Linked DNA regions of Mus musculus: regions 2, 3, 4 and 5 are each linked to region 1. Evidence: chromatin loops called from intact Hi-C (ENCODE). Cell type or tissue: gastrocnemius. All regions are shown on one strand. Region 1 has its middle 3.2 kb from the start of Igfbp5. Region 2 overlaps Gm31047 (a long non-coding RNA gene). Region 3 holds the start of Gm31344 (predicted gene, 31344). Region 4 has its middle 35 kb from the start of 1700027A15Rik. Region 5 has its middle 26 kb from the start of Gm29185.

Region 1 (5,000 bases):
CTGAAGGAATTTCCCTGTAGGAATTTTGACTATACCCAAATTTCACTTTGCAAACTGGCTTTAAAACTAATCACGGTGAAACCAGGTCGTGGGAGTGTACACCTTTGATTGCAGCACTTAGGAGCCGGAGGCAGGTAGATCTCTGAATTCAAGGGCACCCTGGTCTATGGAGAGAGTTTCGGGACAGCCAGGGCTATACAGAGAAACCCTGTCTGGAAAAACAAAACAATGCCGGACGTGGTGGTGCACGCCTTTAATCCCAGCACTCGGGAGGCAGAGACAGGCGGATTTCTGAGCCTGGTCTACAGAGTGAGTTCCAGGACAGCCAGGGCTACACAAAGAAACCCTGTCTCGAAAAACAAAACAACAACAACAACAAAAACCTAACCACTGTGTAAGGCAGGACTCCAGTACTGGTTAGGGAGTAACCGAAGGATTAAATAATGGATCAGTACATCAACATGTGTACTCAAAAACTTTACACTGTAACAGTTAAATTGCAATCACAAATATTGATACATATTTTCCAGCAAGACCTCAGCCTAATACCAACCAACATATTAATTAGTATTGTCACTTGTTTTGTAGGGATGGGAGCGTTGGTTGACTTTATTTGCATTTTTGATGGATTTGACAGTGCTTTGACTGTAAGACTATGGTGCACTCCGAGTTAAGCGCACTGACTTTACTGTACCCATGCAGTCTTCTCTTACAGAACTGAAATGATTTCATTATGAAAAAAACCCAAAACAATATTTTCCTACAGTCTTTCCTCAGCATCAAATGAGGAAATAACACAATCTTCAGATTGTATTGTGCTAGAATGTTTGATTTTTTTTTTTTAATGGCTGAGTTGTTGACTTGAGTTTCCTTTAAAAGTTGTTAAGTGAATTTTGGTTGGGGATTAAGACGTTGCATATTTGTGCATATTTAGAGTGTATACGATTTTAAGGCTAACAATAAGAGTCAGAATTGATTTTATTTAAAGACTTATTTCTATTTTCATTACAGTGGATGGGGGTGCATATGTTTGTGATGTCTGAAGAGGCCAGAAGAGGGCGCTTGACCCCCTGGAGCTGGAGTTGTCAGACATGAGTGCTAGAAATCCAACCTAGACCCCTGTAAGAGCAGCTCGTGCTGCTAACTGCTGAGACATCTCCCCAAGCCCCAGATTTTATGTTTAAGACTCCAAAATCTGTTATCTTGTAACCATTTTCTAATAACTAAAAGGAAGGCAGCCTGAGGAAGGTCTTCTCCTGCTTCACATAAATTCGCCCACACTCCCTCTCCCCGCTGAACTATGATGAAACCTGTCCTCCACAAGGCTCTGTGGTTTTTATTTGGCCTTTCCATAGTTCACGCTCATTAAACCCGTTTCAAGCAGTTAACCCTCTGTCTCTCTCCTCTTACTCCATTTCCCTACCCACTTCTCTCTCTCCTCCAGAGCCGGACCTCCCCATCCTGTCTTCGAAGTCACAACGGATCACTTTTCCTTGTTAATCTCATTTTCCAAAGTGAACGGGGCTTCTGAGCTGCCCGTTGTAGAAACAAGCCAGGTCCCGTGGTCTGAGAGACAGGGGGGCTGCAGGCCCAAACTGTCTCTGTGGAGTTCTGCTTAGCCCCCTCTCTGCCTGGATTGGCTCCAGCAACTCCTAAGCATTAATCCGTAAAACCATGGATGCATATACTGCTCACATAGGGACACAAATCACTCTGAGTCACGGCTGGCTTCTGCTCTTTTATAAAACAGTCCGCCTCGGGGGTCAATTTCAACTCCGGTTAAGTTGCCCGCTGCAGCGAGCCTCACTTATAAAACTTGAACTTTAAAGCAGCACGTGGTTTGACGCTAGAAGTCATCCTCCTTTCTATAAGAAATGTCATATAAAACCTACGAATCCACTGTGCAAAGGAACCCAGAGCTATCTGAGGAGAGAGCCTGCCTCTGCCAGAAGACTACCGGAGAGGGTGGAGCCCGTGAGCCCCTGCAACACCGTGTTATTCTTGAGAAAGTCCCGAGCCACGATGGCAAGAGGTTCTGAGCAGACAGCTATGTGTTTGGACTGCGTGAAATAGATGAATTAACATCTTAGAACTCGTAGTAAAGGGAGACGATAGTGTGCTTTTTAATGAAGACCACCACCGAGAAGTTTTAGGGCTTGTACTGATGAACGAAACGTCACCATATTCCAAGCTGGAGGAACCTGTCTTCAGGGTAAATCTTGAGGGGCTGCTAGAAGGACATTTAGTAACTCAGGCATGTGTGTTGCTAACACCAGAAAGAGTGGGCAGGCTTGACAGCATGAAAGTGAGCCCAAAGGGTGCAGGCACACAAGGATGCCCCTCTGCAAGGCTATGTCTCTCCCATGCACCTAACCCCATTGTTAAAGCTCTTCGTTCGTTCGTTCATTTGCCTCTCCTCTGCTTCTTCTTCCTCTTCCTGCATGAAAGGAGGTAGAGGCATGATTTCAGTGATGTATCTGTTCTGCCACCTAGCCTTCAGTGATGACACTACACCACAGCAGTCCTGAGCTGCTCCCTACCCTGCCTGGCTCTATCCTGCTCAACTTCTTTTACTGTAGAAGGACTTGAAGACTGGGTGCCTGTTTTTAAAAGTACCAGAGTGTAGGATCCAGATAAGACAGTGGCATTAGTCTTCCTGATGGGTCTTGGTCTCTCTGTATGCATGTATCTGGTGGGGAAAAAGTCAATGACCAGATCTTGAAAGTGGAACCAATGATGAATAAACCTCTCTTAGACAATAGTTAACTTGCTTTCCCCAACCCTGTTATCAGGAACCATCCTTGCCCTAGAAATCATTCCAAAATCTTGGAGAAACAGCTGGCTTATGGAGGTCTGGTAAGCTTCCTGAACGAAAGCCCTTTGAATGTTGTTCAGACAAACAGCACAAATCTTTCATTCTCTTGTAGTTCTTGAAGCTTGGTCCTGGTCATCACTTAATTCTTGTCAAAGCAAATAAAAGAGTGATCTCAGGGGAGACAGAGCATGGTAGATGACATTTAACTTCAAACATCACTAAGAAGATTGTGTCCAAAGGCTTATCAGAGCTCAGCTATCCACACACAGGTACGTTCCTGGCAGCAAAGCTAAGCCAGCCATTAAGGAGGTCTCTGAGAGTGCGACCAGATTTCAGTGTGTCCAGAATAAGTTAGTCATCTCAGTGAAACTCTGTTGATATTAAGTCCCCCCCCCTCCCATCTTCTGAAGAGTCCAGGGCTTTTCGAATAGAGGGCAGAGAGAATGGACTCATGGGAAGCCCTTATGCCCCAACACCCAGCACGCTTGTCACTGAACATCACATATAGACTGTTGAGCATAAAATTCACCTCTCCAGTCACTGATAAAAATCGCTACAGACGATCCCAGGGTTCAAAGGAGGTTTCGTGTGTGCTCTCAAGAGCCTACCCTGTGACCCTGAAGAGCAGTGCCCGTCTCTCGGTTCCTTCTGCTCTTTTGGAAGTGGAGCTCATCATGGTTGTTTAATATAGAAAGTCATTCACTGATCTCTCCCCATGACCCCACCATCACCCTTCGAGGACCAATTTCCCACTCTCTCACTTCTCTTCTCCCTGCCCACCTCTCTTCTCTATGAGCCCTCTCCTTCTCTTACTGGTCCTTACACACTGTACTTAGCCACAAGAAGTCAGCTAGAACAAAATTTACTTCTAGAGGCTATATTTTGAGAGTACTGGGCAACTCTTGAGAAACCGGACAGAAGAACCACCCTAGATTTCTCGTTTCAAATGCTACACCAGGGTGAGCTGAGCCCATCCCCACACCATGCCCCTTTCTAACACTCTTCCCTCCTGAAGTTAACTTAAATAAGAAAATAACACTTGATCTCTTCCCCTTCTAAAATAATGCAACCCAGTTTCTAATGTTAAGTTGCTCCCTGCTTTCCCAAGCCCTCCAACAGCAGAGACAGGCTCTTGGAACCAACCAACCCTCCTGCCTTTTTGGGGGGTGTGGGGGTACATTGGTGCACACAGCTCTTCTTCCCTCTGCTAGCCACCAACACAATAAAACTGCCCTGGCAATGGGTGTAAAAGGACACCTTTAAGATTTGGTCCTGTCTTAAAATGTGCCTATTGGCAGAGAACCGAGAATCTGGATCAGAATCTGGGAGTGTGAACAGCGCCCGGGGAGATGCTCCCAAATGGAGCCAGCAAGGGAAATATTTTCTCAATATTGCAGTCCTCCAGCAAGAATTCTTATCATAGATAAGGGTGCAGTCTAGTGGCAAAATTCATGAAATGCAGCCCCTTTTTCTAAAAGAACAGAGCAAGGGAAGAAGAGAGTTGGAGAAAGGGCAAAAGCCCTGCCCCCAAGAACTCCCCAGAGACCATCACTTGATCATGTCTTTTCTTACCTGTGGTGGGCAGTCTACAGACCACCTATCATGTCAAATTAATTTTTAAAACAAACAAAAAAAGCTAAAGCCATCATATTCCTTCTTTCAAAAATTAGGTTTTCTTTCATTTTCCTAAGGGAAGAATGGTCCCTAGTGCTGACTAGCGATCTGGGGCTTCCTGTGGCATGGTGAGGATTTCTCACGTGCAGGCTCCAGGATGCTACCTTGGTACATATTAACCCTTAAACAAGGTCTCCTGCAGCGAGGTACCTGCTCACTCCAGGATCTGCCTACCCCACAGAAATGCCTCATTGTCAACCCAAGAAGGTTATCACTTTATCCTACCTTCCTTCCATTTAAAAGGACATTTAAGGTGTCCATGAGGACACCAGATAAAACTGACAACCCACAGCATTTCCTCCAGGGTCTCAGTCACTACTCCCAACAAAGCTGGGGAGGGGGGTGGGGTGGAGGGCGTTATCCCTTCTTGAAAGTGCACATAGCACGCTCACACTCAGAGAGAGAGAGAGAGAGAGAGAGAGAGAGAGAGAGAGAGAGAGAGAGAGAGAGATTCCCTGGTCATCTATATAGGTGAAGGAAAATGACCACTGGCTTTAACTAAAATCAGTAC
Region 2 (5,000 bases), 73 kb before region 1:
TAAGATCTCTGGGTTCTTTCTTTTTTCTTGGCTGCATAGTATTTTATGGCAAGACTGAACTGTGGTTTATTTATCCAAGGTCCCTGTTGCTTGGGGTAGCCAAGAGTTAGAGAACAGGGCAGGGGGATGAAGGCTTTGGTGGGAAAGAACAGTAAAATGAGCAGGTACGAAGTTAGGCAAGCAGTGGGGAAGCAGGAAGTGCCTGGATTCCCAGGAGAAGTTCAAGAAACAAAGAACAGACAGACAGGCAGACAGACACCAGCTAGGGACACGTGAGAATGGAGGGGTTCTGAATACATTGTACGACATGGAGAAGAAAGAGTTGCTGAGGTGGCTCAGGGAGGCAAACCTTTGCCTCTAACCTCTCATCCCATGACTTCACAATTCCCTCCCCCCTCTCCTCTTTTTGCCAATCCACCTCTTTAAAACTGAACCCCACCTGAAAGAAAACAAACATGTTACTATTTATTCATGCAGGAAGGCCGGCTGGACACAATAAACACCAGCCTCGGCCTAATTAAGTGAAAGGACGGGGAGGTAATTCAAACCATCTCGGGAAAATATAATCTACCACTGAAGCAAATTCCCACCGTTCGGCAGTCAGGGAAAGGAGAGCAGCCTCCTTGCAGGTTCCCAAGCAGAGAGGGCTGAGAAGGGGGCAGCCAGACAAGAGGAGGTCAGTTTCTAGCCTGCAGGCTCCTCCCCACGCCCCACCCCTGTGCGGCTCACCTGAGCCCAGCACTTGCTCCTCTGAGCTCATTCACAGACTTGTCAGAGGAGCTCCCTTGCCAGCCTGGACTGTTCTGCTAATTCACCAGTGGAAAAATGGACCGGCTCAGATTCCAGGCTGGGGCAACCAGATACCCAGTGAAAATCTGGGCTTGGGGTATACATCTTTCTGCTCTAAGTCAAGGAGAGACTACAAATCAGGGATGCTCCAAATCAGACCCTCTTAAGGCTGTGCCATGGGCAGGATCAACACCTCCACTGGCTTTCCCTCAACCAAGAGACTGCAAGAGTCAGTGGCCAGTGTGAGTGCCCTAATTTGGTTTCTATTGCTGTGATAAAACAAGGACCAAAAGCAACTTGGGGAGGGAGGAGTTTATTTGGCTATTTGACATACAGGTTACAGCCCATCGTAAAGGGAAGCCAAGGCAGGAATTCAAGGCAGAAATCTGGAGACAAGCTAAAAAAGAAACCATAGAGGGGTGCTGTTCACTGGCTATTCCTCAAGGCTTGCTAAGTCTGCTCTCTTATAGCACCAGAGAATACCTGCCCAGGGGTGGCATAGCCCCCTCTCACATCAATCATTCATCAAGAAGACTCCCTACTGACTTACCTACAGGCAATCCGACAGAGATATTTTCCCAAGTTAACTCTAACTTATATCAAGTTGACAAAAATTGCCCAGGACAGCGATCTGAGGATGGTCTCTGGCTTTCACTGAGGACAGTTGACAGACAAAACCAACTAACTGTAATTTTGCACATTTCCCTCCCAACTATGGGGAGTTAGACCCCATAGACACTCAGGTTCAAGTCCCAAAAACCTCTACACTAAAAAACATGCCAAGGTAGGTCAATCTCTTTTTGCCTGGTTTTTTCCTAGTTATTAATCCCTAAAACCAGGGGAATATTCTACCCATGCAAAGCTGCTGAGTCCATGAATAGAATTAAGTAGTCCTTTCCTCTATAGAAGGCCTTTGCTACCCACCCAGCCTGCCTCGTCCCTTCTTTCATGACCCGGTATAACAGTGGGTGATTGATGGAACCTAAGCAGGCCTCCACCTGCTATGAACTGTCCCCAGAGCCAGCTGTCTCATGAGTCATTCTTCCGGGTTCTGAGGGCTTTGTGATCTGCTCGCAGCAGTGGCTGTCAATCTTCCTCCCTCAAACCCACATAGGGCCAAGGTCCCAACCGACCATCTGAAGCCTAGCTGTCCATTCTGGGAGGTTGGCACGCGGGAAGTCATGGTCTGGTCCCAAGAGCACAGCCAAAGTGCAGCCTTCACTCTTTATCCTCTCCAGGGTGAGAGAACAGCCACAGAAGGTGCTTTCATGCCATTACCATTGCTGGCTTTTCCCTCACCCTGCTCCCCATGGGGCACTGCGCCCCCTCACCCCTGCTCCCCATGGGGCACTGCGCCCCCTCACCCCTGCTCCCCATGGGGCACTTCATCCCTTCGATTGACCTGGCCTCCAGCTCTATCTTTCAGCCATTGCATCACCTCTAGGTCCAGTCTCTGGACCCTTTCCCAGGTCACCACACAGCATCTTCGCTCCTGTTCCATGAGGATGACTGTACTCAGCTGCTCTGTCCAACACAGACAGGAAAAACGGGAGATGGCCTCAGGAGCCCTCTCTGGGAACTATTTTTAGACTCCCCTATCCTAACTGAGCATCTTTGCGGTGCCATCTAAAACTCTCCATGACTCTAAAGGTGTTATCACCGGCAGTGTTTTCCAGAAGCACATTGGGCAAGAACTAAAGCCACCGTCCAGACACAGTACTGGGGCACCCTCTGAGAGCTTAAGGCTAGGCAGGGAGTGCCCATGGCTGTCTGTAGGCTCATCCTCACTTGGCATATCTTTTTCTTGGCACTGAGGATAAAGTTAAATTGTCCTTATTTCTCTAGATAGTCTTGGAATTTTTTCCCCAAGTCTTCTAAAGAAATTAACAGATACTTCACAGATTATCCAGAAGCATCCAAGGACCCTGAGATAGAGGTGATTCTGATGCCACAGACCTTATAACCACGGCCCTTCATGCTCCACCCCATTATCTTTGTGCCCTGAGGACTGGGGATGTGACTCAGTGGCAACATGGCTGTGCACCATGCACTAGGCCTGGGGTTCCATCCATAGAACTGCAGAAATAAAAAAAGAAAGTGCTTGCTTAGAGATACTCTAGACTGAGGAAGCCAGACCCATGCCATAGGTGAACACTTTCCTTTGCTGGGTTCAGTGGCACACGCTTGCAGTCTCAGTGCTTAAGGGACCATCTGTGTTTATGCAGCGAAAGTCTGTCTCAACAGCAACAAGAACAATAGCAATAATAAGCCTGGTTCGGGGGGAAATTCCTGTACAAACAGTAGTGCCAGTCACTGAGCAAAAACCTTCATCATCTGGGATAAGGAGGGTAGGGAGAGACCACAGGTCCAAGATGGAAGGAAATAGGAAAAGCCTACTGATGGCATGTAGCTACTGGTGGGAGACCTGTAAGCCCAAGGCTAGACCTTGGCCTCCTTTATCCTGACGGATGAATGCAGCTGGTGTCTAAAGCAGGCTGGTGATGAGGATAGTTCAGTTGAACTCTTTGCAGCCAGACAAGCAGGCAGGACTCTTGAGATGAAGCCTTGGCACCAAGCAGAACTCATCATTTAGGGATGGACGTGTGTGCATCAGTCTGTGACATTCTCCTTACTCACCCAACTTGTGCTCCTGTCCACATCTACTGAGGGTCTCCATACCAAAGGCTCCCATGGTGAGGAGTCCTAATCCCCAGACCCACAGCTCTCTGAAAAAAACTCTAAACACCCTCTTAAAGGATTTTTCTCAGAGCCCTCTAACCTGCAGAGCAGTCAGGCCTTCCTATGGAAGTCCCTGCTGGGAGCCAGGGAGAACATAGTTGCCCCTTAAACATTTGTAAAGTCTGAGGCACTGTGGCAGGGAGCCAAGACAGGCACTGGAAGATGGTGTTGGCCTCAGGGGAGTAACCTTTGTGCGTCCATGAGGCATTCTTCAAGAGTTCAAAACATCTGTAGAGAAAATAGAGGCAGGACTAGCAGAGTCTACAAAGATAACTTTAGTGGGAGGAGAGAAAAGGAGATATTCTGAGGCCCTACTTTCCCCGGTCAAGCATATTCTAGACAGGATGACGGCACGGGTGTGCTTGAAGCTCCTCAGAGATCATGGGCAACTTCACAACTTCTACTTAGGCCCTCCTCGGGTCCTGTACAAAGGTATATGGCCACATCTGAACTGCCAAAGGGGATGGATAATGGATGGGTAGGTAAATTAATAAGTGGGGAGTAGATAGAGAGACAATGGATAGAAGGAAGGAAGGAAGGAAGGGAGGAAGGGAGGAAGGAAGGAAGGAAGGAAGGAAGGAAGGAAGGAAGGAAGGAAGGAAGGATAAATGTGTGAGTGGATGGATGATGGATGGATAGATAGATGAATGATGGTTGGATAAATGAATGTTTGAATGGTAGCTTGATAGATGATGGATGAGTAGATAATAATAATGAGGTGGGTGGATAAATGGATGGATGACAGATGGATAAATGGTGAGTAAATGAACACACTCATGCTTACATAAAGGATAGGTGGATATATTGGTGAGTGAATAGATAGATCAATGGCTTGGTAGGTGTTGCAAGTGGATAAGTAGTTAGCTGGGTGGGTGGATGAATGGAGTACTTTCATATGTAAATGGAAGGGTGGGGAGGTAAACAGACAGGTGGGTAGGTGCTGTGAATGAGTGGATAAATAGATGACAGTGGGTGGGTGGGTGGATGGATGGATAATGGATGGATCGATCGATCGATCGATGGATGGAGAACAATCTAAGGCAGTTTCTTAAATCTACTCTTGTTACTTGCTTTGGTATGCCAGGCACTGTATACTGAAAAAATAAATCTTGCTTTCATTGTCAGGAGGGATCAAATACATCTTTTCCTCTGAGTAAATGAGAATACTCGGAACCACCAAATTTACCTTTAGGTCTCTTATTAAAACCACTTGGTCAGTTATGCCCACCACCTCCCATCCATCAGTCCATCTGTAAAGAGGAAGGGCAGGGCAGTCAAAGATACGGGGAACAACAGCAGTGGGCGGGACATGGACTAAGCAGCCTACGTGAAGAGAGATGTCTCGGACACTGTTTCTCAACTAGGAGAAACAGCGCTCAGACATAGTGCCTCCCATCACTAAGACAACAACTGAGGGTACAAAACATGGTTGCAGCAAAGCACCTCCATGGGGCGTGAGTTCCAGAGCCAGT
Region 3 (5,000 bases), 480 kb before region 1:
ACAACTAAGTTCCCCCACTTTCTCTGAAAGTTCTCCTAAGCTGTCCCCCACCACTCTCGAACACGGTTCCCTAACAGTGTATTGTGCTTTTGTTCCCATATGTCGCCCCTGGGGCCTTTTTACTCCTTAATAAGTGCATGTTTATGTGATGCTAAAATCTAAGAATCTCTCTCTGAGGGACACACATGTTTAGGTATGACGGTCACATACCTGGAGGCTGTGTGCCCACAGACCTACACATACGTTGCCCGTGTTAAAGTGTAAAATAGAAACACAATTTCTTCTTCTATGCCTTGCTTTTCCAGCACTCTTGCCTCCAAGACAAAAGCTTTGCAACACTCCTCTTGCTCACACCAGCTTCTCCCCGCCCCTCCCCACCCCCACCCCCTTCCAGTAACTTCTTTACACAGGGAAAGGGGGGGAGGTATATGGATCTTCTTGAAGAATTTCTCTGTGAGGCTGAGTACAGAGACCCAGCCTCCAGGCTAAACTTGGCTGTGCCTTTTAGTTACCAAGGACATAAATCCTCCCTTCAGTCCTCTCTCAGGGATTATTTAAATTGGTCAGATTGAGAATCCATCTATTTCTTTAAAGCTCAGCCCAGGAGTTGCTCTTAACACAAAGCAAGAGTTTAAGGCATTAAGCATGTACCTGCAAGCATTTCTCAGTCCTTCATTTCCTCCCCCAGGGAGTGCTTTCCAGTGGGTGGGGTAATGGGAAGGGAGCCCAGAGCAAGTAAGCTGATTTATCTGGGAAAGCTCTCCTCTCCATCTCTGCCACTTTAATAACACTCAGCTGGGGGAGGGATTTGGTGTCCTTCAAGAGCTGGCCCGTTAAAACAATCCAGGAGTGTGTCACCCGAAGCTCAGACCCTGCACCTCGTCTTCAAACTGATGTCACCTCATAAATCCACAGGCACAGCCTGGACCCATCAGCGCACTGCTTTTTCTGGAGATTCATTATTTGTTCAGACAGGGGTCAGGTCGAGGGTTTTTGAAAGATTCCTTTAGTATTCGCCCTTCCCCCCCCCTCTTCTTAGCTGAAAATGGAATCTGCTGTGTGGCTGGGCTGGGGAAAAGCATGCTGTAGGAAAAAGCCCAGCCAGCCATTTAAGACAGGCGTCATTTGATCCACTGTACCCAAAGAAAAGCAGAGAGACTGTAATCAGGGAAGAGACGGGCCCTTGCTTTGGCCTTTGCCCTTGCTGCTTTAAAATTATGGGAATTTTGTCTGTCCCAAAGGCTGCCTGCAGTTATCTGCAAATATGAAACATGGAGAAAGTTGCAGGTTAAAGGAAGCTAGCTGACAGGGACAGTCAGGAGATGTCTGCTGTCTAAGTGGGACAGAGAGGCTGTTGAAGGTCTCACTGACCACACAGACCAGACCACGGTTTCTTTCCAGGAAGTGTTAGGGTTAGCACATCAGCCCCCTGGATGTCTGTCCTTCTGGGGAAATACCTTGAAGATACTTACAGAGAGCAGTCAGCTAACACAAAGGAGAGACGAGATGGAAGGCAGTTGTCGCATACTTGAGGGTTTCCAGAATGAAGAGTGCAGTGTGAATGGGGTTTTTTTGCTTGATTAAATGGAGCTGCTCAGAAAAACACTTAAGTCTCATTCTCGTGTATATAAAGCTGACTATGAGCAGTGGATTGTGGGTATTTAAAAACTCTCCAAGAGAAGTAGAAAAATCCTGCTTCTTTTACTCACCAGCTACTGAGCACCGAGTTCTGTGGTCGAAAAGCCCCACAGCCTCCATTTCAAGTAGGAAAGGAAGTTGCTGAGTGTGGAGCGGGAAGGGGTTGTTGTGAAAAGTGGGTCCTTCTGAGCTGGTGTGAGCTGGCCCCAGCTTGTTCCCGCTCATAATAAACACACCGAAAGGGTTACTGAAGATTCATATTAGTTCTTGTGCTCCAAGATGCTGCAGGCAAAGCTATGCAGAGCAGGAGCCCAGGGCCAAGGGCAAATCTTTCTCACCATCTATGCTGCTTTATACACATGTATATAAAAGGTTGCAATAAAAAACTTGAAATATGGAACTGTAAAATAAAAAATTTATAAGAATTAGTATTCTAAATCTCTATTTTTTTTCCTCAAAAACTTCTCATCTTTGATAATGGTTCAAAACTAGACTGAATTATCACATTATAACTACTGGGTGGTTTCCTTTGTGAAGCACTGGAAAGCGAGAACCCAGGTCTCCTTCCAGGTACAGGGCTTGATTGACAGACCTACAGGGATCATGGAGAGTTCTGGAATGCAGTTCTTTTCTTAGCTCTTGGCTCCCCTGCATGCCACAAATAAACACAGATCACTGATGGTGGTTTCAGAGAAATCCTACTGCAAGTGCTGGCACAGCAGGCTGGGGCCACCACAGACCTTATCTTCTAGGGTGGGGCAGGGAATAAGGCTCCACACTGAGGTAGGAGAGTGGTGGGGGTGGAGTCCCTGAAAACCACTTACAGCATCTTCCTGGCTTGGCAGCCAGCCTGGAAGCCCAAGGTCTTCTGGGAAAAAGCCAAGAAGAGAGGACCAAGGGTGAGTATGGGGGTGGGGGAGTTAGAGAAGGGGACTGGTTTTCACTAGCTGGGCGTCTACATGTGCCCAACTGATAGCTTTTGCCAGAATATTCTTCTGCATAGAGAGAACAGGAAAATAGAGTCAGGAGCACTGGACACATTCAGTTGCCTTTCAACCTCCAGACACCCAGAAGGCAGACTTTCTGCAAAGTTCTCAGTTAGTGAAACTGAAGTCCAGAGAGGCAAAGGCAGGCCTTGCCCCACACAAATACTCATCACCAAAGGTGTGGGCTGATTCTACCACTTTCTGTAAGCTATACTCTGACTTTGACCTTATGCTTCTTTTTAGCATCTCTAAGTCCAATTTTCTGGGTCAATCAGACAATCCAGTTCAATATCCCTGATCTTCTACAGCTTTATTCTTTATCTTGTAAAACAGACCCCTGAGTTGGAGGCATGGCTGACATGGCCCGTGGCAGAGGCAGGTTATAATTCAAAGTCAAGGTACTTCTCTGCAAGCAGAACCCAGGAAGCTGAGTTACCTGGGCACAGTCAGGAACCAGTGCAATTTTCCTGCCAGGAGATTGCTAATACTACTATTGGTTTCTTCGACTTCTGGATCGAGATTCCAGTGGGCTGGGTGAAATCCAAGGTGTGTCCCAGCAGAGAGCCAGTGCTGTTCAGCTGTTGGACCATAAATCTGAAACTGTGCTGCCCTCCAGGCCCTCCCTGTATGAACAGGAAACGCAACACAGATTCTTCACACGGACACTCAGACGAGCAGTCTCTAGACTCTACAACCCTGCCTCAGTGTGAAGAGAGCCATGGGGACCGCCTGTCTCCACCCGTCCTGCTTTTGAATTGAGCTCCTTCTCCCTGCCATTTGGCTTTTCTTTCTGAAACAGAGAGACACCGAAGCTCCCAACCATGCTTTAAAATTAGTTGAGGTTTCCTTTTTGTTCTTGCTTGACAGATTTAGTTTTGTTATTTGCAAATGGGGATATATGTTCATAGACTCTTCTTGAAATAAGGGTGATAACTCAAAATAATATCACACACTTAGTGTGCTGGGCAATGTATGGAAGTTCTAGATGAAGATTAAACTTTTGATCCTTGTGACTCCATGAATTATGAATTACCTTCATTTTCATATGGGTAAAATGACGTTCAGAGAATTAAGTTAAAATCCACTTAGGCTTTCAAAAGCAAACAGCCTGGGGAGGCTGAGGCAGGAGGACCACTGGAATACATGAGTCCAGTATCAGCCCCACCAACAGTGAAACCCTGACTCAAAAATGGTCAATACTCAAATGTAATGTCTAGTTCTAAGATGGCACACTTCACAACTATATTGCTGTGGATCTCAAAATATGTTTATATGCATGAAAAATGATGACAAACCATATAAAAACAGCCAGCCTGGAAGCCAAACATGATCTGATACCAATTTATAAGGGTCAACCTAAAATACCCAATCCAGATTCCCAGAGTGTAGTAACTAAACTTGATTATCCTTATGCTTTAGTACAGTGATTCTCATCCTGTCGGCCATGACCCCTGAATATCAGATATCTGGCATGTCAAGAACTTAAATTATGATTCATAACACTAGCAAAATAACAGTTTTGAAGTAGCAACAAAATAATTTCATGGTTAGAGGTCACTACAACATGAACTGTTTTAAAGGGTCACAGCATTAGGAAGGTTGAAATCACTGCTTTAGGGCCATCTGAAGAACAACGTGTCAGATCAGTAAGTGTTTTGTGGCACGTAAGAACAGGATTCAAAATTGACCATATAATTGGTCACTAAAGAGGCCTCAACAGATACAAGAAGATTAAAATAATCCCATGCTTCCTATCAGATCACCATGGACTAAGGCTGGTCTTCAATAACAACAAAAACAATGGAAAGCCCACATGAAAGCTGAACAATGTTCTACTCAATGATAACTTGGTCAAGGAAGAAAGGAAGAAAGAAAGAAAGAAAGAAAGAGATAAAGAGAGAGAGAAAGAGAGAGAAAGAGAGAAAGAAATTAAAGACTTTTTAGAGTTTAATGAAAATGAAGGCACAGCATACCAAAACTTATGGGATACAATGAAAGCAGTGCTAAGAGGAAAACTCATAGCTCTGAGTGCCACCAAAAAGAAACTGGAGAGAGCAGCTTGACAGTGCACTTGAAAGATCTAGAACCAAAAGAAGCAAATATACCCAAGAGGAGTAGACGGCAGGAAATAGTCAAACTCAGGGATGAAATCAACCAAGAAGAAACAAAAAGAACTATACAAAGAGTCAACAAAACCAGGAGCTGGTTCTTTGAGAAAATCAACAAGATAGATAAAACCTTAGCTAGACTAACCAGAGGGCAGAGACACAGTATCCAAATTAACAAAATCAGAAAAGAAAAGGGAGACATAAGAACAAAAACTGAGGAAATTCAAAAAATCATCAGATCCTACTACAAAAGCCTATACTCCACAAA
Region 4 (5,000 bases), 170 kb before region 1:
AAAAGCCCAAATATATCTAGCTACAAAGCTAGTTTTCCATTATGCCAAAATATCTGTGTTGGTTTTTCCATCACTAAACGACCAATTGCAGACAAAAATAAAGCTGACTTTTAAATAGTACATATTTGTATCTCACAGATTAGCTGAGGCCTCTGTTCAGGGTCTCAGAAGCTATAAGTAAGATATTTTCTTTCATGTAGTATCAAAAGGCCAGGAGAGGGTAAACCCTCTCTGGGTCTTCTAATTGGTTCTTGGTCCTTCAGAGTTGGATATTTTCTCTGGAAGCATAGCCCTCTTATATGACTGGGGATCGTGTAGATCCATTGTCCTCAAAATCAACTAATTCAGATCACATTGTATCTGACATATTCTATTTCCTAGAAGCAACCCTGGACCCAGTGCATGCTCAGTGGGGAATATCCCACAGGTCCTAAACACTAGGCCAGGATCATGCAACGGCCTTACAGCTCTGCCTTCATGCTGCTTGCCTGAGTTGTGGCTTCAGGCTAAGAGCAGGAGTGGTGGGTCTAGCCTGCCCTGTCTGTTTCCTATGGAATTATAGGTAGTATTGCATCCTAGTCTACCTCTAGTATTGGAAAGAAGGGAGCATTCTAGCATTAAATATGGAAGAAGAGAGGTTTTCAACTCTGGACAGGCACTATAATTCCAAGGAAGATTCTACAACATAAAAATGCTTTCCCCAAGATTCTGGGTTAATTGATATGGGGTGTGATCTGAGCATCTTTGTGTGTGTGCGCGTGCGCGCGAGCGCGAGCACGTGCGTGCGTGCTTGCCCCAGGGGCTTGTGAAAGACAATGTTATGATACAAAAGAAAACCTTCAAACGTTTAGAAGAAGAGAAGAGACAGTATAGGCTTCTGGTTTGCAGTCTGGCGTATAAAATAAACGTTCCCATCCTCACAAGAAGAAAAGAACAAACTAAACATCAACACTTACCACCACACAGCACATCGAGGGAGGAGGAAGACCAACAGAGACCCGCGGACTGCCATGCCACCCACAGACCTTCCCTTGGGCACATGGGCCATGGTCACCCACTTGTTGACTTGTCGTGCAGTACAGATGGAGGATGCCACCCAGGGGCCCACCAGCTACAAGGCCAACCTGCAGCAGGAACCGCCGCAATGTGCTAGTATGTGGGATCAGATGGGAGAGGAGTGGAACAGCTTGTAAATCATGAAGAGACATGGAACTGGAGGAGTAGCCTATTTTGCGTGGCCAGCGCACCACACGGGGCCATGGTGAGGACGTAACCGAAGCTGCCCCTGAGGGTCATGTCTGGGTCCTTAGCTACACAGCAGCAGGGGTCAGTGTCGATAACCATGGCTCATTTTACCACTAGAGGACATGGAGAAGCCCTTTGTGGACAGCTGCCAGAAACACTCGGATATCTAGTGGCTGTACATATCTGGCCCCGCCCCTCCCTAGCTGGGGAGGATGCCCCATCTCTCACCTCTCACCTGGGCCCTGCACCTCAGGCTGCACAGTGGAGCTGGCCCACCGCGGAAGCCTTGAGTGTGGGAGAATTAATTGACTCTGTCTCCTGCCAATGAGGGCATTGGGTGGTCTAGCTGGAGCAGTGCTAGAGAGCTTGCCCTGGTAGTGCAGATAAGGGATTGCCAGCAGGATGGTGAACTGGTTGCCACTGAGGCCCAAATCCAGGGCTCTGACTTGGCGCATCGCAAAATCGATATCCTCTGTGAATGGTTGGGACATGTGAAAGAGCCAGTCCTGTTGATCCAAAGCTGCAGGATCTCCATGACACTGGGCAGCGATGGGACGACCAGTAGGAATCCTGGTAAAGATTCAATACTGATGGTGTCACAAGCCAGAGATCTGGAACCAGACCAATGACTCATTGCAATAAGCATTTGCAAGTGAAGGTGTGTGGACAGAGAGACATACTATGGGGCACACTGTGACACTGTAGCTTCCACAACAGGATGATTTCTATGCTGTGTGTGAGTGTGTATGAGTGTGTGTGTGTGTGTGTGTGTGTGTGTGTGTGTGTGTGTGTGTGTTATTTTGGGGGTGGGATGCTGCAAGGGTGAATGGTGGATATGAGGGGACAGGTTGATGGGGGAGGGGAAACTTAATATGAAATTCATAAGGAGTCAATTAAAAGTTTTTAAAAATGATACCCTTTATTGTAGAGATTATTCGAGTCTTCGTACTCCTTTTGAAGCTAAAATTGTTACCAGGAATCTGTACCAGCTAGACTCAATGCCTTTCATGTGCCTCTACATTAGTCTGCAAGCCACCCTTGCCTTTGGGGCTGAGGAAGATTTCTTGTGCTTGTTGGTATTTTTTTTTATATATTATGAATTAAATTTGTTCTTTCACAATTTCAAAACAGAAGAAGAAAAGAAAAAAAAACTTAACAATAGGTCTTCCGTGTGATCCCGCCATACCAACTCAACACAGCATGGCTGTACAGCAGTGTTTACTGAAGCACGTTCACAGTAGTTACAATGTGAAACTAACATGCGGTGCGTCTTGTCAGATTACGTCCTCAACGTCCCTCTCTAGATTTGGGTACCTGGGCATCAGATCTCCCAGCCTCCATAACTGTGAGCTAATAGTGAGCCAATACATTTTCGCATTTTATAAATTACCCACTCCCTGCCACAGTGGCTCAAAATAGACCAATACAGGAAAACATTATTCTAATTTGGAATGTAAGTTAAACAAACTTATCTAAAAATTGAAACTTACAGAGCTAGAAGAGCAAGATCACACTTCCATTTAAAACTTATGATGGCACCACATGGAATATTTCTCAGCATCGGCCCAGGGAGCCGTCTGCTTACTTTTTTGTTTTGTTTTGTAACTTTTCAGTTTTATGGCTACTGAAAGGAATTTTTTGGAAGGAATCTCTGAAGGAAACTTGGCAGGGAGCCAGATCATCTCCAGCATCTGCCATTCCTGTGCGTGAAGAGAGGCAGGTATTTCAGAAACAAAACCGGATCATGAACCTGAAGCCATCCTAAACAGACAGGAACTCAAGACCAACCAGTAAGGAGAGAAAAGATGCAACTCAGGCCTAAAGGCTCTTCAAGTACCAGAAGCAACGGACCTGCAAAAGTAAGTCCCAGAGAAAAATAAGTTATTACACCAAAAGGAAAAAGAAGTACAGGTTTAGGATGAATCAGAAAGGCTAGGTGAACTGTTTCCAGACTTCTAATCCATTCCTCAATACACTGCCAGATGGCTTCTACTCTCTTTGCACCTCCATTGTCTTTCTAACATCCGCTCTACATTCTCTTGTGACCTCATCACTTCAAAATACAAAGAACATGTCTCAGTGTTTCCAACATACATTTTTTGACAACATTTGACTCTAATCTCATTAAAATGGTAATAAATTCATACAAATAAGTGTGTAGACCTTGAAATGGAAGACTATGGTACATCACAAATTCTGAGGTTCCTGCACTTCCCTGATGGCCCACTAGTCTCTCTTTGTTTCTTATTTTCTCAGTCTATTAAATAGGAGCATGTGTCTCTCTTAAAGTGTGGGTGAAAGGTAATCATATATTCTACCTGAGATATGACCAAAGGAGACACACAGATTAGTTTTGATTGGTTGATTGGTTTTGGTTTTGGTTTATTTTGTTTTGTTTTCTATCAATGTAACACAAACTAAAGTTATCTGGGAAGAGGGATCCTCAATTAAGAAAATGTCTCCATCATATTTGCCTATAGGCATGTCTTTGGGGGCATTTTCCTGATTAATGATTGATTTGGGACATCCCAGCCCACTGTGGGTGGCACTACCCCTAGGTCAGGTAGTCCTGAGTTGTATAAAAACGCAAGCTGAGCAAAGCCATGCAGAGCAAGCCAAAAAGCAGCATCCCGCCCTTAACTATGCTTCAGTTTCTGCCTCCAGGTTCCTAACTTGAGTTTCTGCTTCAGATTCCTTCAATGATAAGCTTGGCTAGCTGCTTTTGGTTACACACTTTTCAGGGCAATATAAATCACACCAGGACGGAAGTCAGTAGAATACTGGTGACAGTCTTATTGACTTTTCCAGTCAACTGAAAACTACAGAAAAGTATGTAAGCATTGTCACTAAAGTTGGCCCAGTTGACTACAGGTAGAGCATTCATTATTGAAGTAGATCTGTTTTCCTCGCCGCAAGGCAAACCCACCTAAGTGTAAGACTTTAATGAAGTAATGCATGGTAGGTATTAGAGAACAAAATACACTTACAATAAAAGTGTGTTACATGGCATTTGAAAAAAATCTTATAATTTTTCGACAACTTCTATTAATAGATTACTATTCCACAATGCTGAAAACTAAACTTCCTAGCTGGGTTTGATGGTGTACACCTATAATTCTAGCACTTGGAAGGTGGACGCAAAAGAATGGGGTGCTCACGGTCTTCCTCTGTTTAGTGTAGCAGTTCTGAACCCAAAGGTCGTGACCACTTTGGAGTCAAACTACCCTTCACATGGGTCGCATAGCAGATACCTTGAATATCAGACATTTGCATCATGATTCATAACAATAGCAAAATTACAGTTATGAAGTACCAACGGAAATAATTTTATGGATGGGGGGTTTACCACACGTAAGGAACTGTATTAAAGGACCACAACATTGGGAAGGTTGAGAACCATTGAGTTAATGAATTCAAGAAGACACTGTCTCCAAAAAAAAGTTCAGAATTCTTCCCTGTCTCTCTCATACTGTCATTCTATAGAATTGTGCATCAAATACCAGTGATGCCAGAGTACAGTGGTGAAGGCTAGGGTAAGCCCTTGACTCCTATTAACACCTCTGAGACAGACTGATACTTGCTTTGAGCAAATCACCCTCTGCTCCGCCTCCTTCCCATCTGTAAAATGGAACTGTTGAATTTCTAACTTTGGCCAGATTCCAAACTCTCAAAGTAACAATGCGTTTGGAAATGCTTGTCTCCGGTCATGCCTTCTGAGACCACCTCCCCTCTTACTGGGGTCTTTATCTCACTGA
Region 5 (5,000 bases), 240 kb before region 1:
ATGTCTGACTATCTCTCTATGTCTGCCTTACTGTCCGTCTGCTTGGGGCAGAGGTGGGCTCATCTGATTCTCAGCCCTCCCTGGTTTTGCAGAGGATGCTTAGGAGATGATCCTACTCCCTCCTTCCTGCTACATACTTGATAAGATACTTGATAGACAGATGAGAGCCTAGCACTGTGTCTAACTTGCATGCATATTACTGTGCCCTGCCTGCAATGTAACTGTGTGCTATAGACTGAGAGTAAAGTGAGCTTCTGCATTTCTTTCAGTCTGGCTCGGACCCACGAGCCTTAACATCAGATTTGGTGATCCCAAACTCAGACTGACGGAGCATACTTCAATAAGCCCAGAGGACCAGCTTGTCTCTAAAATTGGAGCCAAATGCTATTTCTTTAGTCAAAACACTTAAAGTAACCGGTCTGCAGAATGTTCGTCTTTTTAGGAATCTTCAAGAATAATCCTGATGACACATTGTCAAGCCTTGACTGGCTTGGCCTACATAGCTCTCTGTCACCACCTGTCCCTTGGCTAGCTAGATTCCCAAATCACTACAGATCCACTTATTTGGTGAAAACATAAATTATCTAGGCAATCCAAAGTGAGTTCTCCTTATGTGTCAACCACCTAGAGATACAGACAATGGAAGCCAAGGCCCAGAAGGGTGGCTATCAGCTACCAAATGGTTTCTACTTAGTGTGGCTAGAGGAAAGGAAGAGGAGAACCTCAAGTTTTATTGGAATGAAGGAGATTAGAGTATGGGACTATGGATCTGAAGAGAATGGAGTCCTGCCAAGAGAGTATTGCAGCCAGTGAACTTGGCCTTCAAAGTTTTGCTCTTATCATTACTGATTCAAGACCAGCTATGAACGATGAGATCTCGCCAACACCAGTATAGACAGCATATGGAAAACTGCCTTTCTCTGAGGGTTATACACATACAAAGGCAAGAAAAAGATCTTTGACCTGTTTCCCTTAGACAAATTCAAAAGATAAAATGAATTCTTATTCCCTAGCCCAGGGACATGGAGCTAAGAGGCAAGAGATTTGTAGATCAGGCTGTGGGAATGTTCAGGTACTTTCGCCGGGGCACACATTCAGGTATTGAACACTATAAGGGGTCAGAAAAGTTTACAGTGTCAATTTCAAGTCACAGAACTTACTTCCATATTGTGACAGACCAGCCATCTCCACTCTCCATCCAGTTTTCTCCCTCCATGCCCCCTTAGCCTGGTCCCTGTGTTTCATGGATTTCTTTGCTCCCAATATCTCCAAATTGTTCTGGATTATATTGGCTGCACATTGGTTTGACGCAGCTTCAAGCTGCCCACTGCGTTTTCCATGGTCCTTCCAGGTTTCATCTCTGGTTTTCAGCTGTTGGTCTTGGCTGGGGTGAGGCACTTCCTGACTTTTTTCCCCTTGCACTCCCTCTACAGTTTTCAAATCTCCTCTTTCTCATCTTCATCTCTGTCCGTATGAACAGTGCAGTCTTCAACGATTCACCTAGGGTAAGGATGTGAGTCAGCACCCATGAGGGAAGCTGAATTCCTCCCTACTGGCAACTGAGCAGATTGGCCAGGAGGCATAAGAGAAAGAATGGATGTATCTTTCTAATTGTTAGAGACTAAGCCTTAGGACAAGTGACAGTCAGGAAAGAGAAACTTAACAGGGCAAAAGGGAGGGCAGATACAGACAAAAGATGAAGTAGGATTTATGACTGTGTAGATAGAGGAAGCAAAGTATGACCAAATCACACTTGAAATTTGAACCTTCTCTTGCCCACTTTAGATCTGAATTGTGGATCCCACCTTGAAGCCCTTTGGAAAGTCTTGAGAGCTCTCTACACCTGAGTTATACAGAGAAAGGGCTTAAAGCTTACAGGAGGTCAGCCCATGGGAAGAGCTAAAGAGAGACTTCAAGGCCATCCACCTTCCCATTTGGCACAGCGCCTCCTTGGAAGCTTCCCCATGGCAGTGGTACTGTGAACTTAAGGAAGCAAAAACTTAGGTCTGGCAAAAATGCACACACTCATGCAATAATAAGAATAAATACCTTATTATTCTCATTCAAAGTTAAAAAGAAAGACATATTGTTTCTCTTTGCCTCCTAGTCTTCCCTGAGGAAAAGTATATTTTAAAACTACCTTGGGTTAAATATGCTCTCTGTTCCCAAATTTATATCCACTTAGAACTTATGAAAGTGACGTTATTGACAAATAGGGTCTTTGTAGAAGGTGCAACTAAGTCAAGATTATGTTATAATGGATTAGGTTGGGTCCTAAAGTCAACATAACTGATATCGTTATCTTTAAAAAACAAAAGTAACCTGAAGGGGCTGAGAATATCTCTCAGCAAGTAGAGCCCCATGCCAGAAGCCTTGTTTTCAATCCCCAGCAACACGGAAATCGGGAGTTACTGAGAGAATGGCCTGTAATTCCAGTGCTTGGCAGGTCGAGAAAGGAAGATCAGAAGTTTAAGGCCATCCTTGTCTATATAGTAAGTTTAGAGGCAGCCTGGGCTACATGAAAGTGTTTTACACACACACACACACACACACACACACACACACACACACACATACATAGTAAAGAATGGAGAGATGGGGGAGGAGAAATGAAAGGGGAGTTTAAGCAAAATAAACAGATACACAAGAGGAAAGGTCAAGGGGAAAGGTCATGGAAGACCGAAATGATGTAGCTCTGAGCCAGGGAACACCAAGGATGCCAGCAACCATAACGAGCCTGGAGAAATGAGGAGGAGGAGCTCCTGACCTTTTGCCTTCGGAGGGAGCACCATGGCCCTGCTGACACCTTGACTTCAGACTGGGAGACTCCAGAACCATGAGAAAGCTGTAGAGTGGGCCACGTGATCTGGGAGGCTTTGTCGTGGCAACCCTAGAGAACTCAGCGGGTGACAAGAATCCTCTCAGTGGGCCACACTGGCACAGGGCTGATGAGGCTTCTCCAGACCTTGTCAGAAGATTGCTTTCTGACTGGGCCAGGATCAGGGTCCCTGAAGCCATGAAGCCACCATTTTGTTCTGCCGACTTCCTGATGGCCTGTCCCCTGCCTCTTGCCTTTTGTTAGGCATGTTCTTGGGGACTGCCTGACTGTGCGTCTGTTGCCTTTTAGCGCTGGATTTTATTTCGGTTTCTCATAAATATAGAAGTGCATTGGAGAGGAGCCTGCCTTGGCAGGCAGGCCTTTGGCAGTCCTGACAGCTTTGCATATCTCTCAAGTGAGTTATGAGTGGGGACTGGGGTTTCAGCCACCACTCCCTTGAGTCCTGTGGTCCCCCCCCCCTCCCGCCACCCAAAGAAAGCGACCTTTCTTCAACACAAGGCCTGAGGAGAAAGAGGAGGCTACAATATAACCCCTAAGTTCCCCCACTCCTCATAAAACTCTTCTTAAATGACAAAGAGAGTTCGAATGTTTGTTTATAAGAATTTTTTTTCTGGAAAAGAAAATCCTCAGCATAGCCTGATCCAGGGCTACTGGTTCATGGCTAAAAGAAAATGATCCTTACAAGGAAGCTGGAGAGATTGTACAAGTGTCAGAGCCTGTGAGCTCCAGATGGGTCCTCGAGCCAGCAGAATGTGCCCAGCCCACTGAGAAGTACAACTGGCCTTGATCTGACAGTGCAGTACTTTTCTTCCCCTGAGGTGACCTTGATATTCTCACTTTCCTAAATGAAATACGTGCTGATTCTATGAGCAGTGATCACCATTTCTCTGTTCTAGGCCCAGACACCTAGAACAACATGGCTGGAAAGAACCTGGGGACCCCTGGGGCCTGTGTTCTCCAAACCAGGGTGTGTATACCGCAGGCGTTGAGTAAGACTATCTACTGGGGTGTGGGAAGAAAATATTGAACCTTCTAGTTGTGTTTATTTTGTTTGAAAAAATTATGAAGAATTTTACCAACAGTCAAGACCCACAGGCAGCAGTAAATCTATACCACTTGTCAACATGGATATATTTGGATGTGAGTCTCTTAAAATTATTTGTGGTTGTAAAGCTTAATTAGGGAAAAAAATGCAGCCTATCATTCTCGAGGTTTTTAAAGTATGTGTTGGAGGGTGTGGAAGAGAAGGGCTTGAGTAAGTGGGGAGTCTATTCATCTCCCTCTGAGCCTTATCAAGCAACTCAATCCTGTTTTTGTATCTCTGATCCCTGAATGTAGGTGTTTTTGTGATAAAGCATATGTCACACACACACACACACACACACTGAACAAAATGACTAACCTATTTCAGTTGGGAGAGCTAAGAACCAGAAGAAAAGTGATTGCCCAGAGCCATGCAAGTCATTAGGGCCAGCGCCAAGGCTGCGACTCCCTCTCCAGTCCAAGTGCACTGTGTTTAAGATGGGACCATGTGTGCTCCAGAGCACGTTCTCTGTCTGGGTGACCTTACATAACCAGGCAGAACCAGAAGAGGGCTGGGCAAGATGGAATCTCCTCCTCCAGTAGCGATCAGCAACAGCAGAACGGGGCCAGACTGAACCTTGCTCCCTGCCCAGGATGCTTGTGTGAGTGGAGCCAGGGCTGGAACCCTCTGCCCCTGGCTGGATGCTCACATCACATGCTAACTTGCCTGTCCTTTCAGTGTGTCCCAAGGACTTCATCCACAGTGCACTCCTGAGAGGCCCTTCACCCTGATTTGAAATGGGGTTTGCTCCCATCTGGGTCTCCAGAGGTCACAGGGAGCAGTCTGCTTCATGAGCAGAACATACTGTCCTTGGAACTGCCCATTCATTCTCTGCCCACCACACTTGTTGCTACCAGCGCACAGGGTCCAGGGGCTTCCTTCTCTGTTTGATTTTAACTAGTGTGAGGAATATTGCTCTATGTAAGCCTGAAAGAATGGGGTTAAGGGATTGGCTACCATCCTTGATGAAAGTGTTTTGCATATTTATGAAACAACATGAAGAGGACATGAGGGTAGCTAGGTAGTACCTCTGCTGCTCACCAAGGGGGTCCTGTGAGAATCGAGAGTCAACAGAGA

Evidence for each region. Hi-C counts contacts between places; a loop is a spot of excess contacts. Peaks named below come from ENCODE experiments on the same cell type or tissue, not always from the same donor. Only the 100,000 strongest peaks of a DNase experiment are listed, where the experiment ranks them.
Region 2: a loop joins it to region 1, with 2.8 times the contacts of the local background. A loop is called at or near these places in 4 of 42 quality-filtered maps.
Region 3: it touches region 1 in a loop (4-fold over the local background); 7 of 42 quality-filtered maps call a loop at or near these places.
Region 4: a loop joins it to region 1, with 3 times the contacts of the local background. A loop is called at or near these places in 4 of 42 quality-filtered maps.
Region 5: it touches region 1 in a loop (4-fold over the local background); 8 of 42 quality-filtered maps call a loop at or near these places.

Annotation. Positions count from the first base shown.
Region 1 is chr1:72,875,517-72,880,516 of GRCm38, reverse strand. No RefSeq gene overlaps it. Among named protein-coding and RNA genes, the nearest start is that of Igfbp5, 3.2 kb to the right of the region's middle. In gastrocnemius, CTCF peaks have their summits at 1,048 (motif pointing right), 2,496 and 4,264; DNase peaks (open chromatin) are centred at 1,066, 1,603, 2,476 and 4,204; H3K4me3 peaks cover 1,049 bases; H3K27ac peaks cover 1,392 bases.
Region 2 is chr1:72,948,831-72,953,830 of GRCm38, reverse strand. Gm31047 (a long non-coding RNA gene) reads right to left here. Exons shown (of 5, transcript XR_001778985.2): 5 at 1,087-3,756. Among named protein-coding and RNA genes, the nearest start is that of Gm31047, 12 kb to the right of the region's middle. In gastrocnemius, no CTCF peak of the experiment used is centred here; a DNase peak (open chromatin) is centred at 2,160; H3K4me3 peaks cover 428 bases; H3K27ac peaks cover 2,617 bases.
Region 3 is chr1:73,359,695-73,364,694 of GRCm38, reverse strand. Gm31344 (predicted gene, 31344) reads right to left here and starts at 789. Exons shown (of 4, transcript NR_168702.1): 1 at 652-789. In gastrocnemius, no CTCF peak of the experiment used is centred here; a DNase peak (open chromatin) is centred at 2,472; H3K4me3 peaks cover 1,143 bases; H3K27ac peaks cover 3,447 bases.
Region 4 is chr1:73,048,518-73,053,517 of GRCm38, reverse strand. No RefSeq gene overlaps it. Among named protein-coding and RNA genes, the nearest start is that of 1700027A15Rik, 35 kb to the right of the region's middle. In gastrocnemius, no CTCF peak of the experiment used is centred here; DNase peaks (open chromatin) are centred at 1,498, 1,695 and 2,922.
Region 5 is chr1:73,111,525-73,116,524 of GRCm38, reverse strand. No RefSeq gene overlaps it. Among named protein-coding and RNA genes, the nearest start is that of Gm29185, 26 kb to the left of the region's middle. In gastrocnemius, no CTCF peak of the experiment used is centred here; a DNase peak (open chromatin) is centred at 1,944; H3K4me3 peaks cover 1,292 bases; H3K27ac peaks cover 3,945 bases.